Regions from separate parts of the Homo sapiens genome. Here region 2 is linked to region 1. The links are chromatin loops, found by intact Hi-C in ENCODE. Cell type or tissue: dorsolateral prefrontal cortex. All regions are shown on one strand. Each heading gives the region's core, and the rest is flanking DNA. Links, peaks and the distances in the headings are about the cores only.

The links. A loop is a pair of places that touch in the nucleus more often than their neighbours do. Peaks named below come from ENCODE experiments on the same cell type or tissue, not always from the same donor. Only the 100,000 strongest peaks of a DNase experiment are listed, where the experiment ranks them.
Region 2: it touches region 1 in a loop (2.0-fold over the local background); 2 of 110 quality-filtered maps call a loop at or near these places.

What each region holds. Positions count from the first base shown.
Region 1 is chr13:94,964,416-94,970,741 of GRCh38, forward strand. No RefSeq gene overlaps it. Among named protein-coding and RNA genes, the nearest start is that of LINC00557, 7.5 kb to the left of the region's middle. RefSeq lists enhancers at 1,795-3,150, 1,847-3,181. In dorsolateral prefrontal cortex, for the core only: a CTCF peak has its summit at 3,833 (motif pointing left); DNase peaks (open chromatin) are centred at 3,446 and 3,576; H3K4me3 peaks cover 1,703 bases; H3K27ac peaks cover 2,322 bases; H3K27me3 peaks cover 5,000 bases.
Region 2 is chr13:94,801,817-94,808,142 of GRCh38, forward strand. The region is part of intron 2 of LOC101927284 (a long non-coding RNA gene); the gene reads left to right. Among named protein-coding and RNA genes, the nearest start is that of SOX21-AS1, 92 kb to the left of the region's middle. In dorsolateral prefrontal cortex, for the core only: no CTCF peak of the experiment used is centred there; no DNase peak of the experiment used is centred there; H3K4me3 peaks cover 718 bases; H3K27ac peaks cover 729 bases.

The DNA.
Region 1 (6,326 bases), core at 774-5,773:
CATGTCAAAGGATATATATCAGCCGTATTCCATTGCTATGAGAATCAGCATGTTTAAGTATTGATAAAAAAAATTTTAGGGAACACAATACAAGTTATCAAAAAATTGGATGAGTTTGTTGTAATAAAGACAGGACTGTATGTAGTTTATATTCAAGTTTATGGATTCTTCTGAATACTGAATAAATTGTCAAAATGGTACTGAAACTCTATGTGAAAGGCTCAGCCTAAATTCTGTTAATCTGGCTGATACATCTTTCTGTGATTTTAAAAAAAGATTCGGGAGTGGGGAGGGATAGCTTTAGGAGATATACCTAATGCTAAATGACGAGTTAAGGGGTACAGCACACCAGCATGGCACATGTATACATATGTAACTAACCTGCACATTGTGCACATGTACCCTAAAACTTAAAGTATAATAATAATAAAATAAAAATAAATAAATTTAAAAAATAAAAATAAAAAATAAAAAGACTCTAAGCAAAAATTTTAAGCTTATTCCAGCACCATGATAAAGATTCCTTGGGACTCGATTATATTCATTTATTGTGTGGATCCCATGTAACCTGTCTTTACATTTTACAATGTACAATTTACAAAATAACACAGCATACAGAGCACATCTAAAGCAGGTGGTAAAATGGAGATGTGCCACTCTCATTGTGGGTTTATATAACACATAGGAATCTCCTTAGTCTATGCTTAAAATATGAAACTGAGCAAAAGTCATTGGTCAATATTTTTATGAGCATAGATTTCCTCTCCAGTTTCTTTATCAGTAATACATGCGATAAGATCAGAGTAGCCTGTGGCCACTCAATGGTTAACATATTAATTTATTAAAACTTTCCAATTTCAACCAGTTGGGTCGAACTGGAGAAGTTAGGGAATTTGAGGAAGTTGGGGATTTTTTTTTTTTTTTTTGTGGGACGCTGCCAATTACGGAATTGATAAACTTGAATTCACACCCAGTGGTGGAGCTCAGTCACCTTTTTCACAAAGTGAGTTTTCACTCTTTATTTCTGTGTACTTAGCCTAGGGCTCCCTTTCCCTTACCAGAGAGTTTTGCATATCAGAAATGATTGAGAAAAAAATAAAGTTATTATGTGCACTAGGAACTGAAGACAATGCCTGCAGCCAAGGTTAAGGAAAGATTGAATGAGGTATGGTACCATTACTTGTGTATTATGACTACTCTCCAATTTGGAGAAATAAATACTGTGTAATAATCTATTATCAGATAGCCAGTGCTGCCCATCACCCTTTCTTCAGTCCTTTTTATTTGGGTACACAGATGTATCAAGGGAGGATAAATTAATTAACTATGCATAATTACCAAATTCTCTAAACACACGCAGACTTTACACAGTGTCTTTGCTGGACAGTGCAGGTTGTTGGTATAGATGGTAGATAGCCATCATCTAATGTAAATCTATTCACACAGCAGGGTCAAGTGAATTCAAATTCAAATGATGCACCCATAATATGTTCTCTAACGTGAAGCATTGTAAATTTCCTCACTGCAGAATGCAATAATGCCTTCGATATAAGGTATTCATCCCGATTATACTAATCACCATGGTGCATTTAGATATCCAAAGATACTGTATTTTGAGCATATAGGATTTATATAACTTTAAAATTTTGTGATTCGGTATTTTTACTTGGCTAGAGGTATTAATTTGATTAAATGCACACGAAGACTTTCTCCCAATACCCAAAGAAAACTATTTGCATTTTTTAAAATTATCACAGCTTGTTATATAATTACAGCCTCTGGGGCTAGATTTCTTTAACAATGCCCCAGTCTCCTCTCTACTGCTTCTCTAATGACAATACACTTTCCCTTCAAAGTTTCCCAACCTATTGCTTTCTATAACTTACCTCTTCCTGTAAGAAGCAAGTTTGTTAGCTCATTAATACAGAACTTACAGAGAGGGTTCACTACATATCGATCTAATTAAAACGTTTTTGAGTCAGGACAACAATAATAATGGGATTAACTATTGTAATTTGTGCAGCCAAAGTATATACATAAATAGGTAATCTTTATTTTTCTATATTACTGGTGGAAAATGAATTTCAGACATTAGGACCTGGGAGAGTCGGGAGCTACAGCTGCTGAGCTAGTGCCCCTCCCATGGTTCTGGCCAGCAGCCCTGACATCCCTGCACAAAGTAATCACAGATCACAGCATTTAATCACTGAAAACAAGCACTCCAGAGGACAGCGGTGTCAATATCCCACTCTCTCATTATCTGTTTGGATTGCACATCCACACTGTCAGATAAACAGAGTGGAAAATTAAGATTAAAAATATGGTAATTTCATTTCAGGCAGCAGGCACCACTCACTGCCCCTATTATGCTATTGATTACCTCTGAATTCAATTTTTCTTTCAATGCAAACTTTAATCTGTTTGCTACCCAGCAATTCAAGTCCCCAAGGGCTATTTGAGAGTAAGTAACCATTTAATCTGATGCTAACTGAAAAATCACCGTCCTTAATGAATTGTGTAAATCATTCAGCTCTAAAGCACCTTTGACTTCTATTTCATTTTTTATTTTCCACTCAATATAGGAAAGGATCGGCGTGTGAATAATTACAAAGTAGCAAGTATTTTTACATACAGCAAATATGATAAAAACCCTATTATAGTGGGGCATGTGTAATGAACAGTACTTTTTAATTTCAAAATAGCTATTCATTAAAAAAGAATGGGAGATTAAAAAGAGAGGCTCAAAGCTCAAGGTAAAAGTTGATAGACATTGTAATTACATGGTTAATTTCAAAGATTTATATGCTGTTATTTAAAAGGAATTTTTATGACCTGACATTTTCATTTGAGAAGATTTTTTATTTAAAATTAATCTTCGAGCTCCTATTCTTAATTATTTCTTGGCAAGCGATAAATGGTAATACAAAAAAAAATGCCCTATATCAAATTTTAAGCGGAATAAATGCATGCGAATTTTCGAAAAGCAATAAAGTGGTTTTTACTTATTTGAATTGCGTTACATTGAAATCCCCTGTTGGGGGAATTTGTGGGCGAGAGCTGGAAATTATTGGCCCATTTAAGGGAGCAGCAATCTTACTGCAGTGCAGCGTTTATGACACTTGAAAACAGATTGGAGAGTGGGTTTTGCTCGGGCGACTTGATTGTCTTTCAAGTTGGCGTTAAGAGTTTTCAACAGGTCTCCTTCCCTGCCAGCCGGGACCCCGGGGGTCCCTCGGAGCAGGGCGGGTGGGACCGCTCGGCCTCCTTCTCTCGCCCGCACGGGCGCCGCCGCAGACCCGGAGCAGGCACCCGGCGGCCGCCGCGTGGGCTGCAGCTTAGCCTCCTCTGCGGGCGCCCGGCAGGGCTGCGCGGCCGAGACTCGGGGCGCCGGCGCCGGGGCGGCCGGGAGCTCTGTCATTTGGCAACTCCCTGCAGACTGATGACACGGCGCTTTCCATGGTCGAGCCCCACAAAGTGTAGGGCTGCGGGGCGCACCTGGCTGGGCTCCTAATTACCCGGCCTGGGACGCACGGGGCAGCCGCGGAGGGTGGCGCCTGGGGTCGGGCCGGGGTCCCCTTCGCCGCAGTCCCGCCCACCCGCAGCCTCCGAGGGGTCCCGGCCAGGGCGTTCTCCACACGCTCGGCTACCTGCAGGGGTTCGCCACTGCAAGCCGGGCCAGTAGAAGTTTGGGGGCGAAGGCAGAGAGCATTTCCTTCTCGGCTTTTGGCGCCTCCACGCTGCACAGAGGCAGGGGCGACTCTGCAGGCCCCGTTTCCCCCATCCTCCCCTCCACCCCAGTTCCCCGCAGGACGTAGGCGCCGTCCCTAGCTCCCCCTTCTGTCCTCGCCCTAACACCGCAGGGCCTCTCCTGGGGATGTGGGGTCCTGCGTGCTTTTGGGGGCTACAAAAAGTGGGGGCCGTCGCAGAGCAGAGGGAAGCTAGGAGCGGGCAACGAATTGAATCCTGGAGACCCGGGAGGAGCGAGGCTGCTGCCGTCCCCGGGGAAAGGGCGACTTCGGCGGGGATACCCCGTGCCAGGCCCTGCAACTCCCGGGCCCTCGGGAATGGGATGGGGGAGGCGCGGGGTGCGCGCAGCTCCCGGTGATGTTAAGGCGTCCGATGGAGACTTGGGTTATTTGCTTCGCGTATCCTCCCCTGTTCCTCTGCACCGAGCTCCTGGCTGCCGCTGCGGCCGCTGTGTGCCCGAGGGGCGGCTCTGTAACCCGGCTCCAGGCATTTCTTAGGTTTCCCATCCCCGCCCTCCAAGCTCCCGGGAGCGCCTGCTCCGCTGCCCGCAGACAGGCGTCGTTCAAACCTCAGCTCTGCTCGGTCTGCATTCATGGACCCCAGATCTTCACCCTAGGATTTCCATCTCAGCATTTCACGTTCCCGGGGAAAAAGGGAGAGGGAGAATGAGAGATAACCGTGAGCGCCTAAGCAAGGGATTCCTTGCAGCTCCATTACGGGAGATGCCCTTTTGCTCTAACTCCCTGTAACTTAAGAAGAGGCTGCACAAAGCTCTGATCTCGGGGAGGAGTCTTGGGGTGGAAAGTACAAAAGTCAGTTGTGCCGGGCAAAAACTGAAGTTGAAATCTTATCCTGCACCCAGCTCTTGTTTTGAATTTCTGAACTTGAGCTAGTGAGTGTTATTTCAGGTTAAGAATAGTTCTGGGAGGGCGTGGGGTAGTGGGGAGGGTGCAAACTTCTTGCTTGATCCATTTCCACTCTTCAACCTTAAGGACTACCCATTTTAGCTTACAGGATGGTAAGCCCCCAAATCAAAACCCTTTCATTTACTCTATGGATTTCCACTTGCTCAGAGGTGTAACAGCTCTGTAGGCTTGGTTTTATCATTAAAAAAGAAAGAAAGAAATCAACATTAGCAAATACTTATTTCATTCACTAAATATTTATTGAGCACCAGACACCGTGCTAGGCAGAAGCCGGTCACGGTTCAGGCAGTTTTATAAAACATTTTATTTTGTTGGAAGCAATGAATGGCTGCATAACAATACTTAATGTATTTTAAATGCATGCATTACTTCTCCAACTGGCTATAATAGCTTCCCTAGAACTCATCTGAGCTGTCCTGTCAATGACGGTTTAAAGACCGTGAATCCTACAGATTATCAACTACTAGGTACTGTCCAGAAGGTGATCATCCGCCCAGAACTTGGGGCTCTGACCTTTTAAAATACATTCAAAACTATAACCTTTATAGGTCATAATGCTGGAAATGTTGATGCATTCAATGAAGAGCATATTTTGACTACTTTCATTTCTATATTGCCTACATTTTAAAAATTTTTTTATTTGCTTGTTCCAAAATTTCCAAAGGCCACATTCTCAGTGTGGTCCATGAGGCAGCATATTTTTCAATTTTAAAATATTGAATTATGTGCAGACCTCAAAAGAAACAGTAAACGTTTGTTCTGATCTTTGCTTTAAAAACGCCTGGGCCAATTAATTTTTTAGCTGTTGATTTTTAAAGTAACACTTTCACCGAGAAGGAGGTGGAATGTCAAGAAGCTGAGCCCATTAGGTTTGCATTTTCTCAGTCTGAAAATGCATGCAAAACAGCGCATTTGTAAATGCAGACCTGTGACAGTATATGTAAATGGAATATTTAATAAATGCAAAGCCCCTTTAAAATAGTAACCAACAGTCTGACCTGTCAAATGTGACAAAAATACAGGTTTATGTTTATCCCTCTGTCTTCCCTTATGTCCAGTGAGTTGTATTGAAGTCTTATAATTTTGAAGATAGACTATTAGCACAGAAAAACTAAAACAGGCTTCCTACCATTACCCCCTATATTTTCTTGATTTTTTAAAAATTATGTTTTTGTTGTTTAAATGATCATTTCTTCTGGCTTGGAAATTGGGAAATTGGGTGGCAGGAATCAAGGAGCAGGTTATCAGGAATACTAAAACCTTCCACGGAGAGGTTGCTACTCTGGCTTAATTCTTTTAATAGCGGGTGTTTTCTTCCCTCTGTTCCTCAATTACATTTTAAAAACAATCATAGGCAGGAGCATATATAAGACATAAATATCACTTTCCCTTGAGTTTTAAAATCTGACATTGGGAAATAGAGAATGGCATTAAAGAAGCTGTCCCTTCCAGTGTAACTGTTAGAGTTCATTTAGAGGAACGGGCCCAAATGGCTCTCCTGGTGAAACACTTCTGAATCAAAAGCTAGTCTGACTGTCAACCACTTGGACCAGGAATCACTTAGGGTTTCCCTCGGGAAAGGACTATGTTGGTAGCATTGATGGGAAAAGTAGTGACGGGATGGGGGGTGCATATAAGGAGTCCATATGGAGA
Region 2 (6,326 bases), core at 635-5,634, 160 kb before region 1:
AAATAATGTAAAACTAATAGCTACTGACTTTCTTGATGTGATTATCTGACACTGTAAGTTGGATAAAATTGGTTAAGCAAGTTTCAGCCTGTGTTTGGGAATTTCCCTCTGTATTTGGTTTTCTGCCATAATTTAACAAAAATAAAGGAAAAGAGGAAAAAAAGAAGGATCCATGGCCATACCCAAAGCTATTAAAGTTCAGTAAGGCCAGGCACAGTAGCTCACACCTGTAATCTCTGCACTTTGGAAGGCCAAGGAGGAAGGATTGCCTGAGGCCAGGAATTCAAGGCCAGCCTGAGCAACATAGCAAGACCCCATCTCTACAAAAAATAAAGTTCAGAAATTTAGATAATACATGTGAATTGTGAGTTAACGGGCAAATTTGTGCAGGTCAGCAGGTCTCAGCCACAATATTGTGATTTATCAAACTGGACTCCCCAAATAAAATGAAGTCGTTGATTTAATACAGTAATAATTAAACCTCCTCTTTTCTGCTTGGGTCTCAGGAGGAAAAAAGCACGTTTTGCGTTTCCCTTTGGCTTGATGTAGCAGCTAATGGTTGATGATGCTTGGTGGGGAATAATGGAGACAAGGAAGATGCGTGTGAATCCTGAACTCCAACTGGAGCTGGTGTGTCAGTTGGACATGCTAAAGGCTAAAAGGGAAGTACCTCCAGCTTGCACTGCATGACACCATCATCATCATATTAACCACATCGTCGCAGCCAGTGTGACCGTGCATCTTGGTCTGACCGGGAAAATTCCAGTTTAATCCTAAGGTGCTGCCATCATTCTTAATAACACACCTTTTTACTCTCAAAGCTGTCCCAATGTGATGATAAATGATATAGCCACTGAAGTCATAAATAATATTTAGTGAGCACTTGTTATACACTAGGCATTTACTTCATATACTGTTTGTTTTGTCTTCCCAACAACTTTATGAATTAGGTGTTCCTTTTAGCCCCAGTTTACAGATGATGAAATTGAGGCAGCATTTAAGAAACTTCCCATGCTTATCCAGCTTGAACCCAGCAGTCTGGCTCCAGAACCCAAAATCTTAAACATTTTACTGCTTCTTGCAGAGAAAATACGGGGATCTGCTCCACATGATCCCCTTCTATCAGGTCCATCATAAAATACTATCACCCCAGTGGAAATACCTGAATCTCTGACAGTTTTTTACCCTGGAGCCATGTGTCGGAAAATGGGAATCTAGTTAATTTTAGCCATTTTAATCTTGTTCTCCAATTTAACTTATAAACGAGCTTCTTTTCCTCTTAAGAGTCTGGCTAGAGAGTGCCCAATTTAGTTAAACCCCAAGTTTAGGATTAGAAAGGACTGCAAAAGCTGCAGATTGTTCGAGTTAGCACACAAGAGTTGCTCTGCCACACTGTCATTTGTTAAAAACCAACTTTGTCACTTAGGCAAATTGCCTCATTTTGACTTTATTTGTCACCCGCATGCCATGAGTTGTATTATGATCCACATTTTAAAAATGAAAAAATATACCGAAGAGTTTAACTGACCCGTGATCACTTAGCTAGTATGCCTCAATGCTGGAATTTTAAACCAGGTATCTGACTCCAAAGTTTATAATTTTTTGACCTACTACTGCCTACTAAATACTCAATTATTGATTAACCAATATATGTGTAGTATGTGTGTGTGTGTGTGTGTATATACACTATACTATATATATACATACACAATACATATATTGATTTATTGCTTATACATATAAACATTTTTCATAATGTCCAATATAAAATTAGGTGACACTGCCTTTATTCACTTATTGAGCAAATATTCACTGAGTACTTTCTATTTTTTAAAAAAATAGGGACGGGGTCTTGCTATATTGCCCAGGCTGGTCTCAAACTCCTGGGCTCAAGTGATCCTCTTGCCTTGGCCTCCCAACGTGTTGGGATTATAGGCATGAGCCACCATGTCCAGCCTCAAGAGCACTTTCAAAATATCAAATTCTCTGCTTGGCAGTTGTGGATGTGGTGCTGAACAGTATGGGGTTCCTTCCTTCATGAAGTGTGTATGCTTTAGAAATGGGAAAGACAGACACACAAAAAGATATGCTACAATATGATTAATGCTATAAGCAAATGGCAAAATGAGAACCTCATGATGGAAATGATGCATTTTCTCTGGGAGAGAGTATGGAAAGAACTGACATAGAGTAATGATGGGAGATGAGCCAAAATATAGGTCAAAACTAGATTGTGAAAAAAGACACATGCTACATAAAATTGTTGGATTATGTTCACAGGGAAACACACCAGGTAATTAAGCATGGGAATGACACGGTTACATTTTGATTTGAGAAAAATGGCCAAGGATAGAGAAGAAAATTAACTGGATGCAGAAGATATGGAGGTAGAGGATAATTACGAGGTTATTGGCCAAGTGTGGTGGCTCACATCTGTAATCTTAGCACTTTGGGAGGCCAAGGCAGGCAGATCACTTGAGCCCAGGAGTTCAAGAACAGCCCTGGGCAACATGGTGAAATCCGATTTCTACGAAAAAAAAAAATTAGCCAGGCATGGTGGTGTGCACCTGTAGTCCCAGCTACTTGGGAGGCTAAGGTGGGAGGACCACTTGAGCCTAGGATGTCAAAGCTGCAGTGACCCAAGATCATGCTACTGCACTGCAGCCTGGGCAATAGAGTGAGACTCTGTCCCTCTCTCTCAAAAAAAAAAAATTTAAAGGAGGTTATTGGACTGGTCCAGCATAGACATGATCAACACTTGACCTCGTATAAGAGTAGTGAAACTGGAGGACAGGAGACAGATTCAAGAGCCATTTCAGTAAGATCTACAGGATGTGTACTTAGGATTGGATTTGACATTAGGTATAAAAGGGCTTTGGTTAATTCCAAGGCTTTTGGCTTCTGTAACTTGGTGGATGCTGGTGCCCTTTAGTAACATAGGGAAGAAAATATGTTTTGCTTTAGTCCCCGTTGGAAATATGGATCGGGTGCTAGTAAGACAGGCAGTTGCTGGAGAAATGGGTTGAAAAGCATTTCTAAAGAGGTGCTTAAAAGTGTAGAAATGGATGAAAACTTCCACCCTCACTTTGATTAGCGTACACTCCAACATGGTGGACTACTTGGCCAAAGATGACCCTCATTTGAGCAGTTTGCACAAGCCTGTCACACTAATCCTGATTCCTTAGGGGGATAACTTCCTGTGAGGAAAACTAAGTTTGTTTTGCAGCTGCATTTCATGTTTACATACAGTTTTTACAAGCTGTGTGGGCAGCCCAAGCAGCCTCAGGCAGGTGGTCCAGTTCCAATTCTGAACCATTGCAAAATGAGACTCTAGACTTCAAAAAAGTCAGGGAAAGGCAAGACCTGATCCAGAAGTCTGTGTCATCTAAGTTAGGCCGATAGTTCTGAGATGCACTTCTTTCTAATCATTAGCCAGTTTATCATAAAGTGGATCTAAAGTTGTGAGGGCCGTGTAAGAGCTACTCTTCCTGACAGCGTTGCTGAATGGTGGAGCCAGCCAGAAGGTTCTGAGGCATTAGAATATTTTCCTTTGGGTTTTTACAAGACAAGGAAGGCACCTACCTGCTTCAGGTGCCATATAGACTGTTGTATGTGCTTATTGGAGCCTGAAACTATGGTGTCTCCACTTATCCACAGGGCATGGCCTTCAAAGACGCTCTTTCCACATACAAGGTGTGGGTGTGGATTGACTCATGTTAACCCCCATATCAGAGGTGGTTTGGCAGAGGGGTTAGGAGACTAGACTCCACCTAACTCTCTAAATCCTGGCTCCACTGTTTATTCCCTCTGGGTTTGGGGCAAGTGGCCTAACCGCTTGGTGCCCACATTTTCCTATACATGATATAGGAACAATAACCGCACATAACTCAGATGATTAAATTAGATAATCTGTGTAGTGTGCTTAAAATAATACTTAGCACACTGTAAGCACTAAATGAATATTAGCTACCATAATGTTTTATACCAAGTTTGGGTTGATTGCCTATAGTGCAATGACTATAGTAATATTTCACCATAGTGATATATTTCACCATAGTGATATATTTCACCATAGTAAAATAGCCAGGCCTGCCATGTTTTCAAAAAATTCTTTTTGAGGATTGCAAGACTTCTGAGACTCAGGAGTCTTTGTACATGGCCTTCACATTCTCAGTTAGAAATGTACCTACCTATAGGGCAAGTAGGACTTTGGTTGCGTGAGGACTGTGAAATGACAGGTCAATGTATTCATTTTCCAAAGTACTTTCATTTGGCACTTTCTCTATCACTAAAAGAAGATTAACACTTGACATGATAAGAAAGTTTGATCAACAAAAACCTGTGATCCAGCAGATAGGATAGAATAGAAAGTCACTTAAATAGACTGGACATTTAACAAGGCTGACTTCCAGCAAAATGCTTGCTGATGACTCAGTTTATCTATAAAAGAAAAATCAGGCAGAGGCAAATCATGAAAGAAATGGATTAACAGTGTTAAAGATGAGATAGGAAGGAAAGGAATTAAAGGGAGAGATTGTAATGGTCAATAAGAATAAGGAATAGAATGACCCCAGCCTGAATAATCTTATTTGATCATTGGTTGATATGCGGCTGATGGGAAAAGATTCAAAAGCAAAGAAAAAGAAGTCAAAAAGCAGACAAGTCTCTGTCTGTCTGGCTTTCAGTCTTTCCTTGGCAAAATGTGGGGGTTGAACAAAATGACCTCTATGGCTTCTTCCAGTGTTGCCATTGTGTAATAACACAATTCTGCCACGGAGAAAGAGAAGTCCGGGACTGGAGTTATGATACATGCACACACACAGAGCATCTATTCACGCGCAAGCATCACAGCTACTTATGATTTGACTCAATTATTAAATTTTAATTTCACATCCCTCGTGTGTCGGTCATCCTTTCGTTTTATTTCTTCTCAGCTTTACTTCTCAGCAGTCATGATTTTAATCAGTTAGGAGCCGCATGCTGGAAGACCTTTTCCACATAGCTTATTTTTTCATGCCCTCTTTGTCTCACTGTAGCAGTTAGAGGGAAAAACCCTGCAAATGAAATAAGACCAAGTGCTTGTGTTTAGAGGGGAACAAGAAGTGGGAAATATGGGGAGACTAGCTATCTGGCAGCCAGACCGGGGGGAAGAACACCTTCAGAGAAGACTGGGTAGTGTTAATTACTAAGAAGAGGAGAAAACAAGCTCTGTTTGAGGATATAAGGATAAAGAAAAGAAAATAGGACATAGGCCACTGGTCTAGTTTAAAACAGGGCTATAAAGAGGCCTGACAATATGCAATGTAACATTATAAAAGAGTTCATTGTAAGCTTTAAAAATATTCCGAGAAAAATTGCCTTTGATAGTTTTGGGAAGCAGCCACTTATCAGAGACTGATGTTCTCTGGATTTGTATTCTGTTTGTTTGTTTTGTTTCATCTCAGACACATTTGGAAATTTCAGCTTTTTCATACACAAAGATTAACCAGTCAACCACTGGATGCTGAAAATTGTCCATTTCTAATTTTCTACTATTTTGAACTCATTTTTGCTTAAAGCTTTCCATTTATTTTATTTAAAAAACCTAGACAGATATGAGATAAAGTATTTGGAAACTGTAAAGCATACAAAAACTAAAAAGTGAGTGTGTTAGATTCCTATTGTAGCTTTAACAAATTGCCACAAATATCTTATGGTTCTGTCGGTTGGAAAGTTGTCTCGGGTCGTTGGAAATCTGACTCAGGTCTCACTGGGCTAACCCAAAATGTTGGCAGGACTGCATTCTTTCTGGAGACGCCAGGTGAGAATCGTTTCCTTGCCTTTTCCTGCTTCTGGGGGCTGCCTGTAGCCTTTGACTTGTTGCCCCCTCCCTCCATCTTCAAACAGCAACATTGCATCTCTTTGACCATTCTTCCACTGTCACATCTCTCCTTGACCACAGCCAAGGAAAGTGCTCCAATTTTAAGGACTCATGTGATTAGATGGGGCCAAGCTGGAGAATCCAGGATAACCTCTCCAGGATAATCTCTCCATCTCCATTTTTAACTTAATCACATCTGCCAAGTCTCTTTTGCCATGTATGGTAAAATATCCACAGGTTCCAGAGATTAGGGCATGGACATCTTTGGGGGTGAAGGCATTATTCTGCCTTCCACAGTGAGTATTCAAATCACTCTATATTAAAATGAAGAACAGTGGGTTTTTTTGTTTTTGTTTTTTTTTTTAAAGAATAAAGCCTATTGGATGCTAGATGGGCTATACAGAGTTTCTACTTAGAATCCCAAAGTGTGCTTTTTATGGTCATTCTTAATACGGAGTGCACCTAT